Regions from separate parts of the Mus musculus genome. Here region 1 is linked to region 2. The links are chromatin loops, found by intact Hi-C in ENCODE. Cell type or tissue: left cerebral cortex. All regions are shown on one strand. Each heading gives the region's core, and the rest is flanking DNA. Links, peaks and the distances in the headings are about the cores only.

Evidence for each region. Hi-C counts contacts between places; a loop is a spot of excess contacts. Peaks named below come from ENCODE experiments on the same cell type or tissue, not always from the same donor. Only the 100,000 strongest peaks of a DNase experiment are listed, where the experiment ranks them.
Region 1: it touches region 2 in a loop (6-fold over the local background); 2 of 42 quality-filtered maps call a loop at or near these places.

The regions. Positions count from the first base shown.
Region 1 is chr9:105,245,736-105,258,348 of GRCm38, reverse strand. All of the region lies in intron 12 of Nek11 (NIMA (never in mitosis gene a)-related expressed kinase 11), which reads left to right. Among named protein-coding and RNA genes, the nearest start is that of Nudt16l2, 110 kb to the right of the region's middle. In left cerebral cortex, for the core only: no CTCF peak of the experiment used is centred there; DNase peaks (open chromatin) are centred at 4,103, 4,857, 5,388, 5,740 and 2 more places; H3K27ac peaks cover 3,275 bases.
Region 2 is chr9:105,126,036-105,138,648 of GRCm38, reverse strand. Nudt16 (nudix (nucleoside diphosphate linked moiety X)-type motif 16) reads left to right here and starts at 6,844. Exons shown (of 3, transcript NM_029385.2): 1 at 6,844-7,006; 2 at 7,087-7,356; 3 at 8,139-9,311. The coding sequence starts at 6,869. The coding sequence ends at 8,318. In left cerebral cortex, for the core only: no CTCF peak of the experiment used is centred there; a DNase peak (open chromatin) is centred at 6,829; H3K4me3 peaks cover 1,524 bases; H3K27ac peaks cover 1,334 bases.

The sequences.
Region 1 (12,613 bases), core at 2,456-10,455, 120 kb before region 2:
TAGCATCACTGTTTACAGAGAGAATTTGATGCAAACCAGTAGGCATGCCCTGGGCTTTCCTGTTGTTTGTTGCATACAGTTTGTTGCACAAGCACTCCAAGGGGGTGTGGACTAGAATACTAGTGGGGAGGGCTCAGAGTCTAGGATGTCAACATATTTTCTTTTCAGTTGTGGGCGTTCATTGCTTGGGGGAGATTCATAAGCTAAGAATGATCTAAGATTCATGGCTGAGCAAATAGTGTCAATATGTAAAAAAAAAAAAATCAAAAACAAAACAAAAAAAACCAAACCAAAACAAAACAAAAAACAAAATCAGGAAAAGAGGGAAAGCCAGGAGGAGGGGTGGTGGACATACAATGTGCCAAAATCACAGAGGCTCTGGGGGTGGGGGGTGGGCTTGGTGGAAGTGATCCAAGCCCACTTGAGCTTGGAACTCGGCCCGGGTTAAAAGCCACGGGCAGATTAGTATGTAAATGAGAAGCAAAGGAGAGAGCTGGTCCGAGAGTCAAGAGCAAGAAGCAGATGGAGATGTGGTTCTGGGACAGAAGCGGAGGCACATTTAGAGTGGAGGAAAAGCTACCTGCGATGGACGAGGCACAAGATGCATTGTACCCTGCCCAGTGCTCAGGGAAGGTGCGTAGCAACAGTGGCAGGGCCGAAGAAGTCGGATGGATGGGAACAACCCAACAAAGATGAATGGGAGTCAAATATATGCAGGGAAACTTTCCCCTGGCACGGCAGCCCGACCAGTAGTCCCTATTGGATCCTGACCATTTCCTTATCCTCAGCCTCCTAGCATTGGCTCTGTGGTAGGAGAACATTCTTGGGCCACCAGAGCCGCTTTGCCAGTGCTCTAGGAGAGAGGCAAATGCCTGTAAAAAAAAAAAAAAAAAAAAAAAGGAAAAGCAAAACCCAACAAAAGTCATTCCCTTGTCCCTAGCCCACAGAGGCTCTCTGTGAACACCTCCTCTGTTCCCCCCGCTATTGCCTTTAGAGATCCATGAGCGTAGGTTTGTGGGACTGCAGTGGGACTTTCAGATAAGGAACCCTCCTAAAAATCACCTCACAGACATTGTCTCGAGAGCCTCACCCAGGGCAGGTAGCTTTTCCAAAACTGGAAGTAGTTTCCAGCTATTGTAAGAGGTCTGCCGGAGGGAAGCTCGTAGAGATTCTTGTTTTTTCTTTATTGGTTTTACTGGTGTGCTGTTTGCCCTGGGATACCTATTGTTGCCTCAGTCACCAGTAAAAAAGTAATTTTTAAAGTTAATTTTAAGTTTTATCTTTATGGATATGGAGGTTTTTCCTGCATGTATGTCCGTGTGTCATCTGTGGGCCTGGAGCCCACAGATACCAGAAGAGGGCATCTGACTCCTTGCAACGGAAGTAACAGATGTTTGTGGCTACCATGGGGGGTGCTGAAGACTGAATCCAGGGCCTCCTTAACCACTGAGCCATCTCTCCAGCCCCTCCAAAGAGTGATTTTGGTTACCAAGCTTTTGTGCCAATACCTTCTGCACAGTATGACATAAGACATACTGCTGCCAAAAATGGGGCTCCGGCCACCTGTAGGGCAGCCTGTTTACCTTGTCCTTCCCGTGGTAGACATTGAATCTCGACCTGAACGTGCTTCCCAGTGAGGCTTGAAAACTCCAGGCTGGGTGAAGGTGACAAGAATTTCCTACAAACAGATGCAGTCGAGAAATCTGCCTGAGGGTTGTAGGCAGGACACCACCACCACGTCCAGAAAAAGCCTTTTGAGGCAGGAGACTGGTTCTGACATTAGTTAGAGGCTTGCTAAGAATGGAATAAACACCCTTACCTCCATGTGATCAGTAAGTTCCAAGGCGCTCAGAAAGTAACCTAACATCTGTATCCTGAGAGGATGGCCTGAGTTCTCTGACAACCCCATTCTCTAGGTCAGAAAGCAAGCTGAGGAGAACTCTCCAGTAGATCCTCGGATGGTTTGTTACAGGTTCAGCTGGCAAGGCTAGTAGTAGCCAGGTTTCCTTGAACCCTGGTCTATATGTTGCTATTAATGTGTTTATTCGATGATTTTTTAAATGAGTAGATTTGAGTAAAGCACTATGTGACTTAGTCCTACCCAGTCAGAGAGAGATTTCAGGCCCAGGCTTCCAGTGCACTTAACTAACCCTTCCCAGAGTCTCCAGCCAGCTGCTTGCTGCCTGCCCTATGGTCTATTCTGTGGATTTTGGAAGTTGTCAGCTGCCATAATTGTGACAATATGAGGCAATCCTGAAACTCTTATCTTAACTCACACACCCCGAGTCTGTCTTCTCCCTCGCTCCTCCTCTCCTATAATTGATTTATAAAATGTGTAATTTAAATGTATTCCTAATTATTCTCTGAGAATATGAGAAGGCAACTGTTTCCAGATTTCATAGCCATGAAAGATTTTCTCTCTCTTGGTCCCTATGAACCCATCAACATTTCACCAAGCTATGCAGAGGCAAACGCCAGATTTATGACAGGAAGTTCTGAGCTCAATCAGAAATGTGTGCCTTAACTGATGTGCGTGATGAGAACCTTCCGGAGCACCCTGCCCACACACACTGGGCAGCAGGGTCCCCGTGTATTCCATTGTGATCCCTGCTCATCGTGTGTGCTGAGAGTTCATATGGGTGAATGGAGAATGTCCTACGCCAGCAAGCCTCATCTGGTAGCTTCTTTCTGCCTCCAACTGCTGAGTTAGCAGAGGAGCTGCCAGTGGGAGACAAGTTTTCCAGGAAACGGGATGGAGTTTCATCAAAGGAGGCTCTATCTATGTCAGTCAGCAAGTTGCCAAACACACTTCATGTATATGAAAGATGCTGTTAGTGAAAGAAGCTCTTATTTCATCCATCGTGAAATGAGAGGGGGAAGCAGACACCTTATTCTGTAGCAATGCAGAGTATTAGACTTCGTGCAAGTGTTAGATATAGCACTATTTCTAGACAAATATTCATTGGCCAAGAGTAGAAAGTCATGTTTTATTTTGTTCACTACCAACAATGTGGTTGTTTGGGTCAGCAACAGCTCTGTCACCCCAGACATGTTAAAGATGCATGAATCCAAATGTTGCCAACGGTCTCAGGGGACATTTGCATACCGTGCAAATGAGATGCATACTTTCATAGTTTCCATTCTCCAGTACGACTTTTGGAGATGGATAAGGCATGAGACTAGCCCTCATGATAATATTAGCACCTTTGTAGACAAAGACTCAAAATCGCCCGCCTTCTGTTTCTTGGCTCCCGGTCATATGAGAAGATAAGAGGAGAAGGCCGTCTACAAATAACAAGAACCCTTACCAGAGAGCAGTCTGCCAGCACCTTAATCTTAGACTCCCTAGGCTTCGGAACTGTGACAATTAGTCCTGTATTTAAGCCACATACTCTACAGTTCTGCTATAAAAGCCCAGAGTGACTGCAACGTCCATCCTCCCATTCCTCCAGCCATGAGTCATTGCTCCCAAAAGCACAGGAGAGCCTTTGATCAGCTCCTCCACACTCTGGGTGTTAGACTTCTGAGCCCCATGCTATAGATGAGATATCTAAGGCCTGGGGAACTTAACCCAGTTGCTTAAAGTCCACAAAGTAGAGTGTCACGTGTCAGCAAGTGCCATATAGCCATTGGGCCAACTCTCAGGGCCACTGAGCAATCTCCTATATCGCCCCTCAGAGAGTGGATATCCCATCTCTTGTTCCTTTCTCTGAGTCTGGTGGAGAAAAGACAAATTTTGCCCAGTTGTTTTGGTTTTTGCTCTGCAAAGAAAAAAGAAAAAAAATGTTCAGAGAAATGTTCTAGTTTTGCCTAAGGGAGAATCAGTTTGACACATAAGATAAAAATCACAGACTCTAGAGCTTAAGGGAGACCTATTTCCTCTCTTCTCCCCACTTTCCCTCTCTTCCTCCCTCCCCTCCCTCCTCCCTCCCTTTCCTCTTCCTGGATCTTCCTGTGTATAGGGGGAATGGAGGGCCCTTAGGGATCTCAATCAAATATAGAGATGTCCCTTTGGATAAAATGGTAGAACCTGATGTCCTATATGTATATAAAAGGTACTGTACTATACTTAATTTAGCCCTCCATACTGAAAGGGTCATGAATATGCATTCTGGCTAAGAAAATCTCTTCTTTTCACAGTCTCATGTGTGATGCTGTAGGCTAAGCTAATCAGCGCAGTTAATTTTAGCCCTAGTTTAGAGGGTTTATTTTAGAAAAGGTCAGGGTGCTCACCTATAGCTCATTATAGCACCCAGAGAGGAAAGAATGGAAGAGAGATAAAACCAAGCAGCTGTTAGCAGCTCCCACCCCCAACACTGGAAATGCATCGTCTCTATTTGATGTTTAGTTCAGTGTGCAGTTGCTGATAGTTTGACAAGACACACACGATCATTGTTACGCCATGTGGCAGGTGGCTTCCAGTGGGACTTGGGTGGCCCATGGGGCACTTTTCCCTGAGGTGGAGGGTGGGACTGAACCCAAAGATCTCCATGTACGTACTCTGCAAAGGGAAGCCATCTCATAGGCATGTGGGTTCCATGAGGAAAGTTCTTCAGTGTGGCTCTGGTCCAGGGCTGCCATGGGATGGAGTCACATTTCCCTCCCTCTAAGTCTCATGTGGGGCCTGGGGTTTTCTATTCTTCTGCAGGGGTGGGAACTGGTGATGAAGGGGGATGCTGTGCTGGCTGGGTAGGAGCAGAGGGTGAGAGAGGTAAAGCAAACACATCCCAGGGATGAAACTGTGGGCCGTAGACCAGCAGGGCGAGCGGGAGAGAACAGACATTCTATAGCATGGCACTCGTGGAAAGAGCCTCAAACCCTGTCATGTGACCACTGAGCTCATGGAATGTAGCTGATGTGACTGAATTTGTCGTTTAATTTTAATAATTGTAATTTAAGTAGCCGCATTGGCTGGTGGCTACAATTCTGATAGAAAAATTCTAGAAGGAGTAGCACACTAAAGAAATGAATTTGGAACACAGGAGACAAGGGCAGAGAAAAACACAGAATTCAGGTTACAAAGTCAAGTTGTCTGCCAGGAACTAGAAAAATAAACCAGGACTAGGGATGAAGCTCAATGGTAGAGCATACCCCCTCCAGCATACATACACATGCACACTCATACGCACACGCTTGCGCACGCATACACACACACACACTCACACAAACACACACACACACACATACACCTGTCTCTGCCTGGACCAGGGGTCATCCAAACAAAGGCCCTTTTAACTGTGTCTGTAAAGGAAAGCTATCAAATTCTTTATTAGGGGGCCAGCCCCGGAAAGCAGACAGAAAGCCATACTGAGATTCCTGTGCTGAGTTCTGTTGGCAGTGAGGGCTCACTGAAGGAGTTGGTGTTTCAGCAAGATTTGCAGTCCACTGTGGAAGACCATGGAGGTGTGAGACAGGAGCTCTGCAGAGCTGGCTGTTAAAAACTATATGGACTGTGCATTTGTCCCTCAGCCTATGAGTGTGCTCATGTCACTGGAGGCCTCCACATCCTCCACTGGACTGTACATCAGTCTAAATTGTCCCTTAGCAAATGTGCAGCTGCAAGCACCAGCCCCACTAAATGTTACAGTGATTGAAAATTGCAATCCCTTCCCACGGGCCCAGAAAAGGGCTCTTTGTAATGAAATACAGAGGCAGCAGCCATTTGTTGTGTGGAATAACTGCCTCTCTGGGACTTCCACAATGGACCCACAGTGTCAGTAAAAGGCAGGTTCACCAAGAGAAGAAATGACAGCTGCCTTTATTGCAGGGGACCCTTTATTCTCCACGGCTTCTGAACTTGGTGAGTAATTCTAATGGCCGCCTTCAGGAACTGGGACACCCTGAGAATAGTCTCAGGCCCGGCTGGTGATTCACCAAACAGCCCAGATGAACCATCTCCTGGTTCACAGCAGGGGACAGATGGCTTACAAAAACTGAAAACAAACAATAAACCAACACTAGCTTGAAGTTTAGAAATTGATAAAATACCCTTTCTCAGTCAGCAAAGTTTTGGAGCCTTTTTCTTCAGGTTGTGTGGGCGAAGTTGTGTGCTATCCACGGGTGGGACGTCGAGTGCCCCATTGGCTATGGAGAGAATGAAGGATGAGGGTTTAGGAAACATATTAACTATGATGGAGTCTATCAGACAGGCTATCTCTCTCTCTGGGGAGTGTTTGTCTCTAGCTGTTCTGTCTATCAGTGCCTTTATGTACTGATAATGATTCAGCCCACATGTCAGCTAGATAACTGCCCCCGGCAGCCAGCAGAAGCACCTAGAAAATCCAAGTCTGCTAAGGAGTTGCACCACACTCTAGGGTAACTTTGGCTGAGGCCTTGAACTTGATGGGTCTGCAGGATGGGGCTATAAGGTTTAGTATGAAAATGTGCTCCCTGGCTCTCTGTCTGTCTCAGTGTTCTGTTGCTGTGAAGAGACACCATGACCGTGGCAACTCTCATAAAGGACAATATTGAACTGGGGCTGGTTCACAGTTCCAGAATTTGAGTCCATTAGTCATGGCAGAAAGCACAGAATAACGCAGGCAGGAACGGTGCTGGGGATGGAGCTGAGTCCTGCGTCCAGATCATCAGGCAGCAGGAGGAACAAGACTCTGGGCCTGGCTTGAGCATTTCAAACCTCAGCACTCCCTCTAGCAAGGCCACACCCACCCCAACAAAGCCAAGCCTCCCAATCTTTGTCAAGTAGCATCTCTCCCTTATAACCACACATTTAAGTATTTGAGCCTGTGTTGGCCATTACTATTCAAACTGCCATACTGTTGTCATCAGCACTTGGAATGGTCAACTCACAAGGACTTTTCTTTTTACTTTGTCTCACAATTTGGGAAAGTTCAGCCTGTGGCCAGTTGTTTCCGTTGTGGTTTGGGATCCACGGTGAGTCAGCACATCATATTGGGGACACTCGACAGGGCTATTTACCCTACGGTAAGAACTTGGAAGAGAAAGGAAGAGACCATGGAACCACTGTGTCCTTGGGGGAACAAGCCTTCAGTGACCTGAGATCTGTCAACAGAATCTGTAGACTAAAAATTCCTTTCTATTAAGTTATGGGTTGGGACCAAGCCTCCAACACATAGACCTCTGAGGGACATTTAATATCCAAACTACAACATCTGACAGGTAAACTTAGAGCATGCAAGAGAAAAGATAGAGTGGGGTGGGGCTCCAAAAGCACCTTCCTCCTCCCTCACCCTCCAGCGAAGCTTCTGAGAGCCTTTGAATGGGATGCTACGATGGAGTTCATAAGCCCATATCTTTTAGAGATCTTAGGATTCTTTTATTCCAAAAATTGTGAGTCTCTTCGTTGAGCTAACATGGAGGTGCTATCGTGATCAAGATGAGCATGTATTCTGCCCCCCTGGGCTCATAGGTTAGGAGGGAAATTATTTTAACTTGAACAGACATTAAGTGACAGTTTTGTACTGAATTAGTAGTGTGCATCAGATGACTCACCTGGAGGGGTTGTTGAAACACATTATGTTTTATGGTATTGAACCAAGAGCCCTGCACGAGGTAGGTAAGTATTATAGCATTGAGCCCCATCCTCAGAACACATTGAACTAATTAAATAGGTCGGGGCTGGCGATGGGCTTAGAACTTGTATTTCTGTTGAGATCCAAGTGCTGCTATTCTTTGCACAGGGCATACCAGGGGTCGGAATCACTTGGGATGATGATAGATGGACAGGTGGAGATTACCCTTCTGAGTCTCTGTGCTTGGGCTAATGAGATGGTTCAGAGGGCCGAGTGTTTGCTTTGCAGTGTGAGGATTGGAGTTGGGATCTTCAGCACCCACATAAAAGCCAAGCAGGCACAATGTCTGCCTGTAATCTCAGAGTCCCCAAAGTGGAAACAGACAGATCCTCAAGACAAGCTAGCTAGAGCTAGACCAGCTAAATCAGTCAACTCCAGGTTCAGGAAAAGATTCCATCTCAGAAAGGAAGCAGGGAGCAATTGGGAAAGACAACGGAGCCCAACACACACACACACACACACACACACACACACACACACACACACACACACAAGACAGAAGACTATTCCCTGATTTAGTCTGAAACAACATACAGGAAAACTAGCTCTTTAAGAAAAGTTCTATACTGTATATCTGATTACTAATCTGAAGCACAGAGAGCTGATCTAACAATACTTGAAACAACGGAGGCTTTTATCTAACATATCACCACTATGTCAGTTTCTCCTCCAGTGCCCAGTGTGATAGTCTTATATCTCTGTGTTGGCAGCATCATTACAAATGCAGAAGTTCGTACCTTACCCAGGTCCACTGAATTGGAAGTGCTGGAGGGAGGGCTGTTGTAACTGGACGACTAGCTGGCTCTCATGCACCTGCAAATATGACCCGCCTGGGATCGAGGAGTGAGAGCTGGCTCGAGTCCGGGTGAGGCTCTGGCATTCACTGTTCTCAGCTCCTGTGAGACAACCTCCTGGCATAATGAAGAGTCAGGTTTTCTTTCAAGCTGGAACCCCACACTTTATTGTCCAGTGTCTTTCAGAGCCTCTGGGGGCGGGCAGTTAGGAGATTTTAGCAGCAAAGATAAATGTTCCTTATTCACTGTAAAGTGGCACTAACCCAGAAGCTAGGGTTCATGTTGTTTACTTTCTAGCTTCATGGTCATGGTGCATGTGTCTCTGTGACCTTTTTCTGGTTTTAGCTTTCACTTTCCTTATCTGAGCAATGGTCATCCAGATCTAACTTGAAGACTTGATATAACCATAAATGGAATAATAGTTGTGAAAACGTACCTTTAAAATCACACAATGCTGTGCATCACGGAGGCTGCTCACCATTCACTTCCATATTCCTGTTCATGAAGTAGACACCGTCTCATTGTTTATAACGCCATAGAGAGCAGAAGCAATTGAGGCACAGCTCTAGCTCCTCTAAAGTAGGTGGTCTCTCCTAATAGTTTGCTTTAGCATATGAAGAGTGGAAGATGCAGGGCTAGGAGAGGATCACATGTCCCTTATTAACGTGATTCTGGATGTCCTAAGACACTTTTACTTGAGTAGTTGTTAACAGGTATGGCTCCTGGACCAGCAGCATCCATAGCAGCTTGGAACTTTATAGAAATGAAAATTGTGGGGCTGGAGGAATGGGACAGTGTGATGGTTTGTATATCCTTGGACCAGGGAGTGGCACCATCTGAAGGTGTGGCCTTGTTGGAATAGGTGTGTCCTGGTTGGAATGGGTGTGTCACGGTGGGTGTGGGTATACGATCCTCACCCTAGTTGCCTGGAAGTCAGTCTTCCACTAGCAGCCCTTGGATTAAGACATAGAACTCTCAGCTCCTGCGCCATGCCTACCTGGATACTGCCCTGCTCTCACCTTGATGATAATGGACTGAACCTCTGAACCTGTAAGACTTGCTTCGGTCATGGTGTCTGTTCACAGCAGCAAAACCCTAACTAAGACAGACAGTGATTAAGAGTACTTGTTGATCTTGCAGAGTACCCAAGTTCAGTTCCTAGAACCCAAGTTGTATGGTTCAAAACCAAGCATAACTCCAGCTCCAGCTCCAAGGTATCCAACGCCTTGGAAGTTACTCTCTCTCTCTCTCTCTCTCTCTCTCTCTCTCTCTCTCTCTCTCTCTCTCTCTCTCTCTCATGTGCTACCCAGAAGTACAAAATCAGCATTTTGGGGGGTTGGAACCTAGCACTATGTACCAATTAACAAGTCCTATAGGTGACCCTAGTGCTCTGTCATCTTAGAAGGGATTTGTTTGGGTCTTGACTGAAGTATCTGACAAAGGCCACCCTTTCTGTGGCTTAGAAAATAACTTCTCTTCCCCTCAAGTATGGATTTGCAACACTGGTGTCCAAGCTCGGACAGCCATTATTGCATTCCTTCATAAGTATGCCCTGTCACTGCCCACCCAGCACAGGAGAAATCTGGAATGTGTCTGTTATGAGGCTGACTTCAGGGTGTGAGGAAATTAAAGCTATTTATCACAGTCTGGTTTTCCCTCAATGTCAGGAGAAATGAGCCTTAGCCGAACAAGGCTTCAAATTGGGCTCACTACAGAAAAACATGCAGCTTGACAAACACACTTGAAGCAGGCTTACATTTGTTCTGATTTTCCTGTTTGAAAACAATTCCCCTTCTCAGCAGCACCAAAGTAGGGCAGTGTGCTCAAGAGACACTGCAGATGGAGCCATTCCAGTCTGTCTCATGAGTCAGGTACGGGTAGCACAAATCCTGACCCTTGATCACTCTTTCCTTCTTTAGAAGATCATAGGTTCAAGAGGATAAGATACTAAGGCTCTTTGTGCACAGTGGACCCTGTTATGGGAGGAAGGAGATGGCATCATTTGCAAGAGAAAAAATGTCTGAGTTGTACAGGCATTACCTGGCCAGCTACACAGAAACACACACTCTTCATTGAGTATTCTTTACCTTCAAAGCAGTCAATAACCACAATAAAGACCTTATAACCTATGAAGCCTACAGTGTTACTAGCAAGCCTTTCACTCCCATGTCCTCCTGAGCTGTTTGAAGAGAACTTAGAGGCCCTTGTGGACCAGAATAATGATGGGAGAGAATAAAGTGCCCACGTGTCCCTGCGGAGGCCAGCACAAAGGAAACCAATGGGACATCATTCCGCAGTGTGCCTTTGAGTCAGTTCTGAAAACCTATGGAGACTGATTATATTTAAAATAAAGAACATTTCACATTTGGTATGTAACTATGAATGTCTGCTATATTCCTTCCTGATGTTGGGTATTATAGCAGCTGATGTTCATTGAGTAAAATACCATAACATGATTCATACTACCTTGTTTCTCTTATCCCATTGACTGCTCATAGTCACCCCAGAGGCAGATAATCATCTGTAGCTTATAGATGAGAAAACCAGCATGCACAAAGTTGAATTGGTACCCAATGTTGCAGAGCCACTGTTAGTCTTGATGGACATGCGGATCTTGTGGATGCAGAAGCCAGCATTCTAAGCCATTGTGTTTCAAGCCGCAGATTGAAAAGTCACTTTTTGTGAGTTGCGAACATCACTTTGAAACATTGACTAGAATGGTAAATACTGAAGTGCCTCTTGTAGTTTAAGTGGATAAGTCTTTACTCCTGAAAACTTTGTTTTATTCCTAAAAATTTGAAGTGTGTACACAAATCTAAACACACTCCTGCAAACTAGGCAATGATGTAAATCTGCCATACTGTGTCACACTCAAGTCTGAAAGTAAACAAGGGGAAGGGGAGATGAAAAGGAGGTGAGCAGAAGGGAGAAGAAATGAGAAAGTGAGTGAGTGAATGGCTGTAAAAAGAGGCAGAGAGACAGCAGAAGACAGCAGGAGGGGAAGTAGAGGAGCCAGTGAGGGAACAGACAATTCTGAGAGAGAGGGGGGGGAGAGGGGGAGAGAAGGAGAGAGGAGGAGAGAGAGGGGAGAGAGAGGGGGGAGAGAGGGGGAGGAGAGAGAGGGGAGAGAGGGAGAGGGAGAGAGGAGATAGAGGGAGAGGGAGGGGAGAGAAAGAGAGGGGGGAGAGAGGGGGAGAGAGGGTGAGGAGAGAGAAGGGGGGAGAGAGGAGAGAGAGGAGAGAGAGGAAAGAGGAGAGGAGAAGGGAGGGGAGGGGAAGGGAGAGAGAGAGAGAGAGAGAGAGAGAGAGAGAGAGAGAGAGAGAGAGAGAGAGAGAGAGAGAGAGGAGAGGTTCCAGGTTATGTGAGAGGCATGTGGGTCTGTGCACAAGTAACTTATTCATCAGATGTAATGGTCATCTCAGAGACCTACTGCTAAATAGGCTTACACTTTCTAGCTCCTTCTGGACTCTGGCTGGCTGGTCAGCTCTGCTGTTCTGGCCCAAACTCCTTTCCAAGCTGACTAGTTCAAAGCAACGTCTCTTGACCTCTGACTGAATTGCTCTGCTTGACCTCAGACTAACTCTGGAGATCTGTTCTAATCTTCTGGTTCCTTCTCATTCTCTGGCTTGTTCTGTCTTCACATGCAACTGTCACCTGTCTCTGTAAAACTGCCTCAGTAAAACTGTCTTCTCTCTTTCTCGCTCTCTTTCCCCTTCCTTCCCTCCCTCCCTCCCTCCCTCCCTCCCTCCCTCCCCTATTTCTCTGCAGTGCTCGTTTAAGAAGCCTCTCTTTTCTGAGAGTTGGGTATATCCTATCTGGGTATAGGATATACCTATCTGTTACATCTTTCTCTGATTCATCACTTTGTCTGCTCAATCAGATGTCACTTTCAAACACAAATAGATAGATAGATAGATAGATAGATAGATAGATAGATAGATAGATAGATAGATAGATAGATAGATAGATAGGATAGAGAATAGAGATCTACAGATATGTATGTAGGGAAGAAACCAGGCTGGGATTAAATGACAGAGGATGTGAATCCAACCCTAAGAACTGTCAACAGCTGTTAAGAATATGTGTAATTTTTGTCACGGAACTAATTTTGATCCACTGTATAACCTCTTGTGTTCTGTAACAAAAGCATAGATAGCAAGAATATTGTAACGTTTTCCTTCTGGAAGCTGACATAATGGCTCAGTGGGTGAGCCTGATGAACTGACTTTGATCCCCAGGCCCTACATGGTGGAAGGAGAGAGCTGACTC
Region 2 (12,613 bases), core at 3,059-11,058:
TGTTTTTTTGTCATGGTGTTATCATCACAGTGATAGGAACCTAACTAAAGCAGAAATTGATGAACACTATCAGTCTAGAAGATTCCACGACATTGGGCCCACTGTTGTACTTCTCCAGCTGTGAAATGAGTTCCTTGGTCAGAGGCAGTGCTGTGTGGAATACCATGATGGTGAATAAGGCATTTCGTAAGTCCACGGATAGTAGTTTTGGCAGGAGCATTTCATTCAGGAAGGGCGCATCTATAACTAGAATATATATCTATTCCAGGAAGGGCAAAGCATTGCCCTGAGGAATGATGCTCTATCTGGGGTTCAGGATTGGTCTCTGATATTGACTGATCTGGCACTGGGTAGCAGCTGTAGCCAGGTCAGCCCTGGTGAATGGAAGTCCCCATTGTTGCAGCAAATAATAGTCTCCATCCCTGCCACCATGGCTAAACTAGAAGCAACACAGTGTCCTTTCAGGGTCAAGGGCTAGTTAAGTTGTAGTGCTTGTCTTGTAGGCACAAGGGCCTGAGTTCCATCCCCAAAAAGTGCGTGTAAACACTTGGGCACATACCTGTCATCATAGCTTTGGGTCGATGGAGACAGGATGGTCTCTGGGGCCACCGGGATAACCAAACTAGTCTAGTTGGCAAGTTCCAGACCAATGAGAGACTTTGTCTTCATAGAAAGCAATGGGCAGTGATTAAGGAATAAAACACAAGAATGTCCTCTGGATTCTTCTCACAAACACAAACAAATGTGTATGTATGTCTACACATACACACACACACACATACACACACACATACACACACACAAACACACACACACACACACACACACACACACACACACACACACGCATGCCCACACATGCTCTCGAGTGCACGCACAATGTCCCTCCATGGTGGACTGTCCTTACAGGAAGTCCTATTGATAAGCTTCTAGTAGCTCTCTCCGGCCTCATCCCTGAGTCCTGTCACCATACGTTTTTCTAAATCTGTGGTTCTCAACACTGGCTCTTCATTTAAATCATACAGAAAATCCAGGAATGACAATGTGAATTGGTTTGGCATTCAGAGGCAGGTGGCAGGCATCGGCCGTCTTAGGCAACACTAGTCTTCTTAGACTTGCTGTTGGAGCTTATGAGGTGAGACTGGAGCCTCAGTTCTCCTTCCAGCTCCTCATCCAGGAAGGAGCCTGTTTGCTAAAGGGTTTTGTGAAATGCAAAGACTTCATTCAAACGTAAATGATAACCTTTTCCTTCAACCTCAGGAGATGCCCAAGATCTTCCTACTTTTAACTTTTTACTACAGGAAGCATCAAACTACATACATTTTTAAAAAACCAAGCCTGAATGGTCCCCCAGAAACCCAGCTTCTAAAGTGGTATTCACACCCTCAGCCTCTGTCTCTGGGAGGATTATTTTTAGTGTGTGCTTTATACATATTTTAGTATTTAGCTGTAAAGAACAAAGAACATTTAAAACTGTAACCACATTACTATCCTGCCTCAAACAATTACATTATTCTTCTATATCAAGCATCGATCCCATTTATAGATACGAAAGGAAGTGTTTTGTAATTTTAACAACCAGGCCATGGCCGTTTTGAGCCTGACCTCCAGTGATCCATGATGCCTCACTCAGGTCTAGAGCCTAACCTCTATTAACTCAGGGAACTTTGCCCAAGTACACTGATTGGTCTTATTAAGAAAGCCAACTAATACTGTAAAATTTGTTTCTCAACAAGGTTAATGGGAAGTCCACCTGCCCATTGGAATATGGTTCTAGGCTGGAGGTTGTTAATCCAAAATGGATGAAAATAAGACCACTACCACAATTTTTGAGCCAAGATTGAAGCAAGCTTTATTAAATATTGGCCAGAGCCAAGGATACTGTCTTGATAAAAGGGCTAGAAATTCTTCACCCAGGATTCCCAGAGTATGGCACCAAATTATAGGTAAAACCCACAAAGTATATACTTCCTGCCTTTGTTCAATCAGGGACAAGCATACATCCTGACTTACTTCCTGCCTATGTGTGATCAAGCACACATCCTGTGCAGTTGGAGCAACCAAGCTTGTTTACAAAAGCAAAAATGGCCCCCAGCATTCCAGGAAGTTATCTGTCCTTGGGCAAGTGGGGCTTATATGTTAGAGGCAATTTTGTTTTATAGATCTCCTAAGCACAGCAGTTTAAACTTAAAACATCACTTCAGCCATCACAGAGGCCCATGAGACGAGGCAGAGTACCCCCCCACACACACAAATATCATCTCAACTGTTGTAAAAAAAACAAAAAAACAAAAACAAAAACAAAACCCTCCCGCTTCCTCTCAGCACTCCAGTTCCTTCTGGGTACTCACCTGCAGCTTTCTTTTTTCAACAGTGTATTTCAATAATCTCTCACTTTGTCTGTGGGTGTTTTGGTGAATTCTCTTACCACCCATGTCCCCAGCTTACCATGTGCTGTTCCTCACAGTAGTAGTCATGACTCCCCCTTTTTTTTTTTTTACTTTATTTAGTTTTGAACTCAAACGTGCCCAAGTTCCGTGGCTTTATTAAATCCCAAAGCTCAGGGCTAGAAATTCTTCACAACACACCAAAGTACAGCACTGGAGACTTCCCATTCTCCAGAATGAGGAAAATAATTTTCACTTGTTCAGTTGTTGAGGCGGGGTTGGGAGTGGTTAACTACATCTCATCCTGAAGGGCCTCCTGCTAGGACCCCATGTCCCCAGTGGGCAAAGGGACTTCTTGTTGGGTAACAAATTTTGTATTAGATTTTTTTTTCTTGAGCCCAGTCATTGGAGGAAGGTTCCTTGCACTGTTAGTGGTTAGTCCTCAGAGATCTGTGTGAGGCTTCATGGGTCCTTGAGGGTAAGGTTCCAATTGACAGCAGCTCAGTTGTTAACATTGAAAATGTTGGTTTTGGCATTTTGTCTGCATAAGTGAGGATTGGATGCATCACACACACACACACACACACACACACACACACACACACACACACACACACACACACACACACACACACACTCATATATATATGAGCCATAAAGAGACCCAGGACCTGGAATGTGTTCTCAGAACGTCCAACAGCAGGGCTACCAGGGAACAGCTGGAAAGGTAAACTAGACCTGAAACTCCTGGCAGGAGAGTCTGAGGATGAGTTAATATCTTAATTTAGTACGGTATAGTTCTTAAAATAATGAGCCAGTTTTAAGGCGTTAATATTAACCAACGCTTTATTCAGATTCTCTTGGCTGTTACCTAATATCCTCATCTTTCTCAGATTTCAGGTGAGGCACATCTTTTGAGGTTCTCCTTTATTCCATAGGTACCTGTGGAAATTTTCATTTTTATTTTGATTGCCATAGATTGAATATTTATGTCCTCCGCACCAGTCCTTCAGTCCATATGCTGACATCCTAACCCCACATTGATATTTGGGGATAGGGGCCTTTGGGAGGGGACTATACTGAAATAACGCAGCCTTCATGAAAAGCATTAGTGACCTTGCAGGGGATCTGGAGAGCTCTCCAGAACCTTCTGAGATTTCAGCTACCAGGTGGCCTATGCATCAAGAACTGGGACCTCAGCAGACACCAAGTATGTCAGCCCCTTCGTCTTAGACTTCCAAGTCCCCAGAACTGTGTGAAATAAACTTTAGTTTGTAAGTCTTCCAGTCTGAGGAATTTTGTTCCAGTAACTCCAAGGAACTAAGACAATGCCTTGACAGTTTCAAGGATTACCTGTCAAATGGCGGAGGCTGGCTTGTTGCTTTCCTCAAAGTTTAGACCAGAGTTCTCTCCTTTGGGGGAGGGGAGACCTCAGGCAAAAGAGACATTATCATCACAACATATCTAGTCCCCTCTGTCAGTGTGACACAACAATGCTGGATGCTTACCTTGACACCATATGTAGCCCCCTCTGTCGATGTGACACACCTATGCCGGTTGCTGATCTTGATTGTCCCGCTAAGGTAGTGCTGGTTGATTTCACCCCCAAGCTACAAAGTTGCACTGTGGTTTTCTTCTTTTTGTACTGTTTACTCTTCGGAAGGAAGTTACTATGGAGCTCTGCTCTGCTGGAGGACAAAATAGCTGCTGAAATGATCTCTAAGTCTTCCAAGTGGAGGACCCTTTGCCGACCCTCAGCAGCTCATTCTGCATGTATCTGCATTCTAATATCAGGACAGGTATTTATTTTCTACTTTACATCATAAATAAATGAATAAACCAAAAGTAAAACCACGTTTGTTCTTCTGTTCCTCAAACTGGTTTTTGTTTTGAAAACTCAGCAGTGGCCTGTGGCTTTCTGTCTCAGAACAGTGCAGGGGTTCTCTTTTATTTGGGGGATTCTTTTTTTTTTTCTCTTTGAGGGAGGGCGTAAGGGTGGGATTGAGTTTCTTTCCTGACATCATAAGATGGTTGATGTTCACTGTATTTCACTGGGGATCTTTCTGGCTCTTCAGTGGAAGTTTTCTAAGGAGCATTGGTTTCTTTTGTTGGGCTATGATGTTATAAGCAAGTCCTGGACCCTAACTGAGTTGTTATCATCAGGCATCATGGGCTCTGTGGGCCTCTCAACTGACAGAGCAACGACAACAAGAACAAAAAAGTAAGGGGTTTATTAATCCTTGATGTAGGCATTCCCAATGCTGCTTTATGTAGATGCCTGTAGGGTTATATAGGCCAACTCAAACTCATATTAAGCTCATCCTGTTACTACAGAAAGTATAATAATTCTCTTCATTTGGAGGTGGCCCTTTTTAGTTATTATAGATTGGACCAAGATTTACAGTTTGTTTTATAAGAGTGGTAGTAATCATAGGTCTGATGTATACAATCCTGAACACCATATTTCTTATCACTCTGTTTGCATGAGGCTCTGTGTTAACTCTGTACAATACTGTAGCCCCGAGATAAGTCTGGTTTCTTTATAAATAAGGGGGGGGGCGCATGTAATTTGTTCGGGCTCCCTCACATCGGTCATGGTGGCTTTTCAAATGGTGTGTCTTTAAAAGCCAGGTTGGGAAGATGTCCTAGTCTATACATTCTCTGCCTTACAAGCATGAAGGTCTGAGTCTGGATCCTTAGCACCCCCACAAAAGCCAAGCATAGTGGGCGTGCCTGTAACTCTAGCACTGGGAGAAGGGGAGACGGGGGATCCCCAGAGTTTACTGACCAGATATTGTAGACCGTTAGTGAGCTCAGTGCATTAGTCACTTTCAAAAAATAAGGGGGGCTGGCAGTAGAGAGAGACACCCAGAGACACTCAGAATTGACCTCTGGCCTCCACACACATGTGAACATGAGCCTACGTGTCTTTTGAACACACATACATTTGTACATGCACATACACTGCACACATCCAGAAAACAAAACAAAAGAACCACCGTGTCCTCTTACTACCACCAGGAATTTTTTCTTGAAATTGGCCTGGGGTGGGGCTCTGGAATTGGAAGATATGAAGGGTTTTATAAGCTTCTTTCTTCTTCTTCTTCTTCTTCTTCTTCTTCTTCTTCTTCTTCTTCTTCTTCTTCTTCTTCTTCTCTTCTTCCTCTTCCTCCTCCTCCTCCTCCTCCTTCTCCTTCTTGTTGCCAGGTGATAATGTTTGACCAGGATGATTTGCCTGTCCCTTGGATGTTATCTGAGTAATGGCATCTGTATCGCACCTAACTCACCATGATGTGACTGCCTCAGTCAATGGCATCTCTGCCCTGCGACTCAGGGGACTGAGGCAAGATGTCCACAGGCTTTTCCTGATGGTGCCCTTATTCTTAGGATGCTGGCCTCAATCTTTGACATAAGACACAGCATCGAACCTCCACCCTCGAATCCAAGAATGGCTGCATTTACCATATGTCTGGCTCTGAGGAGAATTTTACTCCCATACTACGCTGGTTCCACCTCCACTAACAGGTCCTTAACTGGGAACCTGAGAGGGTTGAGTGGCTTCTACTAAAGTCACAAGCCTGTATCTGGGTGAGTTCTGAGCTCTACAACAAACTTTCAAGTCCAGGCTGTGACCTGAAGTCAGATCTTCTTTGAGTGTCACCTCTTCCCTTCCTTAAATACATACAGGTTCTTGATATATGGACTCAACTTCAGGTGGGGCAGCCTAGCTGAGGTGAAGGATCCTGAATGCCAGGATCTCAGCATTAGGCATTGAGTGTCCCCCATCTCTTTCCTATTTTTCTTCACAATTTAAAGTTCTGAGGGTATTTTAATTTACTCCTAGTGTGGTGGTGGTGGGGTGTCCTGTCTGACTCCTCCCCACTCTTTTCTGTGCTTTATTTCCTCAGCCAGCCACCCCTCCCCAATCTTACTGTGTGACCTGTGACATTTCCATGTCATTTTCCATGTACCAGGCGCCACATCACTACCCAGAGCCCACAGCCAATGCAGTTGGTTGTTGTAACCACATCCATTGGCCACTCCCCTTCCCCAAATGTGTTAGCTCTGTCCCTGTGCCCTCTTATAATCAGTCAATCCCCACATTTCCACCACTCAAGACTTGTTACACCCACCTCTCCTTTCCCCCATCACGCTAGGCTAGGAATAAGTTCTGAAGCCAGACTACCTTCCTCCCATCCCTAGACTCTTTGTTATGAACGGACCAACCCAGAACCGTTTTCTAAAAAATACGTTGTCCTTTGCACTGGCAGAACTCCTGCGTAAATTCTAACTCAGGTTCCAAAACACCTCCGGCCTGAGCCTGACCTTACCAAGCCTTCAGCCCCACCCTAGCCTAAGGGCCAATCCAGGGTGTCTTCGGAGCTCCTGAGAGACCCATCCTGATTGGCTGATGCGGAGTCTCGCAAAGCTCCGCCCCGAGGCGCTGGCCTCTGCAAGAACCCGGAAGTGCGAGCCTCGAGATGGAGGGGCATCGGAAAGTGGAGCTCAGCGAGGCCCTGGCGCTCGGGCCGGACTGGCGCCACGCCTGCCATGCGCTGCTCTACGCGCCCGACCCCCGCAAGCTGTTCGGCCGCATCCCGATGCGCTTCGCCGTGCTGGTGAGGACGCGTCATGCACGGCCGCTCCCCCGCCCCAGGGCTCGCGAGCCCGGGCCAACCATCATACCCTCCTCCCCCAGATGCAGATGCGCTTTGACGGGCGCCTGGGCTTCCCTGGCGGCTTCGTGGACGCGCAGGACAGCTGCCTGGAGGACGGGCTGAACCGGGAACTGCGCGAGGAGCTGGGCGAAGCGATGTCTGCCTTCCGCGTTGAACGCTCTGACTACCGCAGCTCACACATCGCGGCCAGACCGCGCGTGGTGGCCCACTTCTATGCCAAGCGCCTGACTCTGGAACAGCTGCAGGCTGTGGAAGCCAGGGCACCTCAAGCCAAGGACCATGGGCTGGAGGTGGGACCAGCCTGGGATCCACTCCAGCTCCAGTCTGTCCTCCCCCAATCCCCTTACCGAGAAAAGCCACTGGGTGGAGGAGATTTTGACCCTCCGACTTTGAATTCTTTCAAGTGGCATGAACTAGTTGGGATCTTGGTCATCTCCAGGCTAGATAATACCACCTACTCGGCCACCTTTAGCGGCCCCTGCAGAGAGCTTTTTAGAACACACATCCAAAGGTCTCTCCAGCTCTATGCTAGTGCACATGATACCCTAAGCTCTTGACTTTGGGTTCATATTTCCCTTAAGCAGACAGTGAGTCTAATGCTAGGGACGCCTGTGTGTAGAGGTGACCCTGAACCTGGGAGTGAGAGCGCTATTAAAACTGATTAGTGCGCACACTTTGACAGTGTTTAGACTGAACAGTCCATTGGAATCACTTGAGTTGGGTAAGGATGTCAGAGGAATACTTGGGTATTTGCATTTTTCTTGAGCACCCAAGTGCTACCTATACAGTGGTGTGAGTTCTGAGTTTTGAAATACTGCTACAGCCAGGCATGCCTCCTGGAGGCCGTCGCCAGTAAGGGTGAGGAAAAGGATGGAGAAGGATTGGCACGGATGGAGCTTGGAACCCAGCGTGGCTCACTTGTCCACAGAGTTTGGCTCTCTAAGCTCTCCTGAGGTGTGATTATTAGGCCCGGTTCTGCTTGGCTCTTCTCTGGAGAGTTCTGTTCCAAGGTAGATAAGGTAATGTGTTGAGGTTCTTGAGGTCCCACTTGTCCGATGTCTCCTTTTCATAGGTGCTGGGCCTGGTGCGGGTACCCCTGTACGTCCTCCGTGATGGTGAGGGAGGCCTGCCTGCCTTTCTGGAGAATTCCTTCATTGGAGCTGCCCGAGAGCAGCTACTAGAAGCCCTTCAGGACTTGAAACTTCTGGATCCTGGCATTATTGCAAAACTAAAGATCCCAGATTCTAAGTAGAATCGGACCAGCATGGACCCCTGGAACCCAGAGGGCCTTGGTATGAGGGAGGGAAGGACAAGTGGTCTCTCTTTGGGGTATAAAGGATTGTAGGTGGTGCCAGATTAGCAACAGGGAAGGATATGCACTGTTTTCAACGGAACACCTTGTCTGGTGGCATTAGGGATAAAAGGCCTTTGTAGTATCCCAGAGTCCTGCCTTATACATGGACAAACAGCCTGGAAGCTCCAGGTATGTATATGTGTAGTTCGTGGTCACACACAGCCTGACACACTGTCATCTGCCCAGTTTAACCATGATGTGGCATTTGGCACATCCCACTCCTTCCGGGTAAATGGGAGGGTTTCTTCCCCATCCGCTGTAAGGCTGCTGTCCTGTGTCCAGCCCAACCCATGCCTGTTAGGGAAGCAAAGGAGATGGCTTCTTTCTGAGAATTGTCCTGTGTTACCTGGGGCTTGAGCAGAGCAGTGGGTTTCAGAAAGTGACGTAAGGGCCTACCCAGCCCTGCGCTCTAACTGAGAGTTGGAATTGTCAAGGGCTTCTTAGGAGGCCTGAGACCTCAGTCCTGATACCTGTCTTCCTGCGTGTTCATCTTTGAGCTCCCATTGTCTCTGTCTAGCCTGCCCTGCTTAAAAAAAAACAACCAAACAAACAAACCAAAAAAAAACAAAAACAAAAACAAAAAAAAACCTAGAGGCATCTGGAAGAGTAGGCTGATATCTGGGCCTCCAAGTTCCAGAGCTTTTTCAAAAGGTACAGGTTAATACTTGCTCAGTGCTAGGTATGGTGACAGAAATAGAGACCCACTGCTCTTGTCTTTAAGACTTCACAGTGAGGAGTGAGCACACAGCATCATAAAGAGCACTACACAGTAAGAAGTAGAAGCCCCTTCAGTCACATGGTGTCCGTGGGAACCCTTTACTCTGCCACGTCAAACTTATCTGCATGATGTATAAATTTGTGGTTGTTGTGTCCCAGTAAAACACCAATTAAAAAAAAGCAGCTGTCTGGCTTCAATGACTTCAGCTGGGAAAGATAGGCTAAGGTTTGCGATGCCTGAGTTTGTAAGCATTCTGTTGACATTCTTTCACTTGGGTTCATCTGAAAAGGCCCTAGTAAAAATGGAAGAAGGGAAAGGAAGGGAGAAATCACATAGGGATTTGGAAAGAAGTTCCTGTTAGTCTATGCCTTTTTATTGGAGAAATTAGTCCATTGATAGTAAGAGATATTAAGGAAAAGTAATTGTAGCTTCCTGTTATTTTTGTTGTTCTGTTCATGTGGCTATCTTCTTTTAGGTTTGTTGAAAGATTACTTTCTTGCTTTTTTTAGGGCATAGTTTCCCTCCTTGTGTTGGAGTTTTCCCTTTATTATCCTTTGAAGGGCTGGATTCGTGGAAAGATATTGTATGAATTTGGTTTTGTCATGGAATACTGTGGTTTCTCCATCTGTGGTAATTGAGAGTTTTGCTGGGTATTGGAAAGAAGTTTCTTTTTTTTAAAATATTTTTTATTATTATGTATTTTCCTCAATTACATTTAGAATGCTATCCCAAAAGTCCCCCATACCCTCCACCCCCCCACTTCCCTACCCACCCATTCCCATTTTTTGGCCCTGGCATTCCCCTGTACTGGGGCATATAAAGTTTGCCTGTCCAATGGGCCTCTCTTTCCAGTGATGGCCAACTAGGCCATCTTTTGATACATATGCAGCTAGAGTCAAGAGCTCCGGGGTACTGGTTAGTTCATATTGTTGTTCCACCTATAGGGTTGCAGATCCCTTTAGCTCCTTGGTTACTTTCTCTAGCTCCTCCATTGGGGGCCCTGTGCTCCATCTAATAGCTGACTGTGAGCATCTACTTATGTGTTTGCTAGGCCCGGCCTAGTCTCACAAGAGACAGCTATATCAGGGTCCTTTCAGCAAAATCTTGCTAGTGTATGCAATGGTGTCAGCGTTTGGAAGCTGATTGTGGGATGGATCTCTGGATATGGCAGTCTCTAGATGGTCCATCCTTTTGTCTTAGCACCAAACTTTGTCTCTGTAACTCCTTCCATGGGTGATTGTTTCTAACGAGGCATGTGTGAAGGCCCTGAGGGGGGCAGAATCTTATCAGAACATCCCAGGACCCACTTCTTAATCAGGATCTTGGGATGTTCTTCATAGTCCAGGGACTGTTTTTTTATTTTTATTTTATTTTATTTTATTTTATTTTATTTTATTTTATTTTATTTTATTTTATTTTATTTCAAGACTGCTCCTGTGACTGATGTGGATCTTTTGAAAAGTCTCAAATTTCAAAATTCTCAAATCCCAGGGATGTAGCTCCTGTAGCTTTGCCTAGCATTCATGGGAGCCTGAGACCAGCCCCTGGCACTGCATAAATGGCATGGTGGCAAACACCTGTCACCCCAGTGCTCAGAGAGGAGGACCAGAAGTTTAAGATCCTCCTTGGCTACATAGTTGAAGGCCAGCCTGGGATTCATGAGAGCCACTCCAGAACCCCCTCATCTCCACCTTTTAAACAACTTAAGTCTCCATCGAATTGAGCTGGTAGATAGGGCCTGTCAGGAGAATTCAAGGAGGCTTTATTACCTTAGCAGAGAGGGTTAAAAGGTAGGCTCAGGAGGGAACAAAGCCCCTGTGTCTAGGGATCCAGTTGGATGAGATTCCTTCATGACTCAGTACCAAAAGATCAGGGTAGAAGCTACAAGATGACAGATCCAGGCCCTGAAAATATGCAATGTAACTTCCATACCTCCATTAGCCAGCCAAGACATTTAACACTGTATTCAGTGGGTGGGATTAGACTCCATTTCTTGCTAGTGGTATAATGGGAGAGGTAATAAAGGACTCGCCACCAACATTGACAAGAGCCTTTCATAGAGCAGAGTAAGGCCAATACAATTAGACATCAATAGGCAATGGGAAGCTGTGCTGGAGAAGTGGCAGCTCTTTTGGCACAAGATCTTTACAGGCCATGGGGATGGCCCAGTGCATATTTCAGGCAAGTCACTTCTGGTGTGCACCAGAAAGCAGAAGGATGCGGAGGAACCTGCCACAATAGTTTCTGTGGGAGAGGGTGGTGACCCAGAAAAGGGTTGGGTAGTGAAGGTGACTAGAGACAGACATGGGGGAGGGGTCATGGTGATCTGACAGCCTGGTTGGTGGAGAAGTCAAGGGGGACTTTAATTTGAACTACAAGGTGTTTGTGTTGTGGATGAAGACAAAACTCAATGGATAAGGTAACAAGATTTGAAGACACTGTAAGTTAATACAGTAGACAGCACGAAAGTTCTCTTTTTAGATTCTCCATAGAGAGAAGAGATGATCGGATCAAAGCTCCAAGACTTGGGAAGATGTGTAGAACATGGTTAAACAGATCAGGAATCCAGGAAAAAGCTACTTTAACAAATCAAACAGTCCTACACACTTCTAAGAGTTTTGGTGAGTCAGGTCAGAAAAGTCCCATTGGATCAAACATCGGCCATTTTGTTGGCTTTGTTGGGAGCAGTGTCAGGAGTATGAGGGTGGAGGACAAACAGACTGGTGGACAGCAGACTGCCAAGGCAGGGTTGATCCATTTAAAGGAGAAGCCAAAGACTCAGTTCAGAATTCGTTCCCATGGTTGGTTGCTGGGCATTCTATGGTGGGAACAGGAGCTGTGCCTGCTTCTCTTCCTCTTACCTGTGATGAAGAGTCTCTGGTCGCCTCTTTGTTTGAGTGTTACATGCCTAGAGCATTAGTAAAGTCTGCCTAGGTGTACATAGGAGAGAAAAGACTGACGACAGAGAGATTCCATCTATCCAGCTATGGGGAGGCAATTGCTTGTACCAGCTAGAATATCTTTAAAAATTATTATCAGTGTAGCTATTTGGGAGGGTCATATACTTGTCTCATCGTTTGATCAAATACCACAACAAAAGAAATTTAAGGAAGGAGCATTTATTTTGGCTCACAGTTTGAGAGTGCAGTTCCGTATGTCATGTAAACCACACGGCCACATTGAATTCATAATGCGGGACAAAGAGAGATGAACACTGATACCCTACTCTCTTTATTCAGCCCAGGATCCAGCCCACTGGATGATGGCAGAACCATATACAGTTACTACATGGGGTACACGGGAGGGAGCAAGTAGGTGGAATCTCAAGTGAGCACATAATGACTCCCTCCTTCTCTAAGGGAGAATCAGTCAGCAAGCTAGGACCTGTTGAGGGTCTCCTGTCAGTTATTGCAATTATTATTAAAATAGTGATCCCTGCACCATGCAACATGACAGTCCATGGCAAGGATTTCAT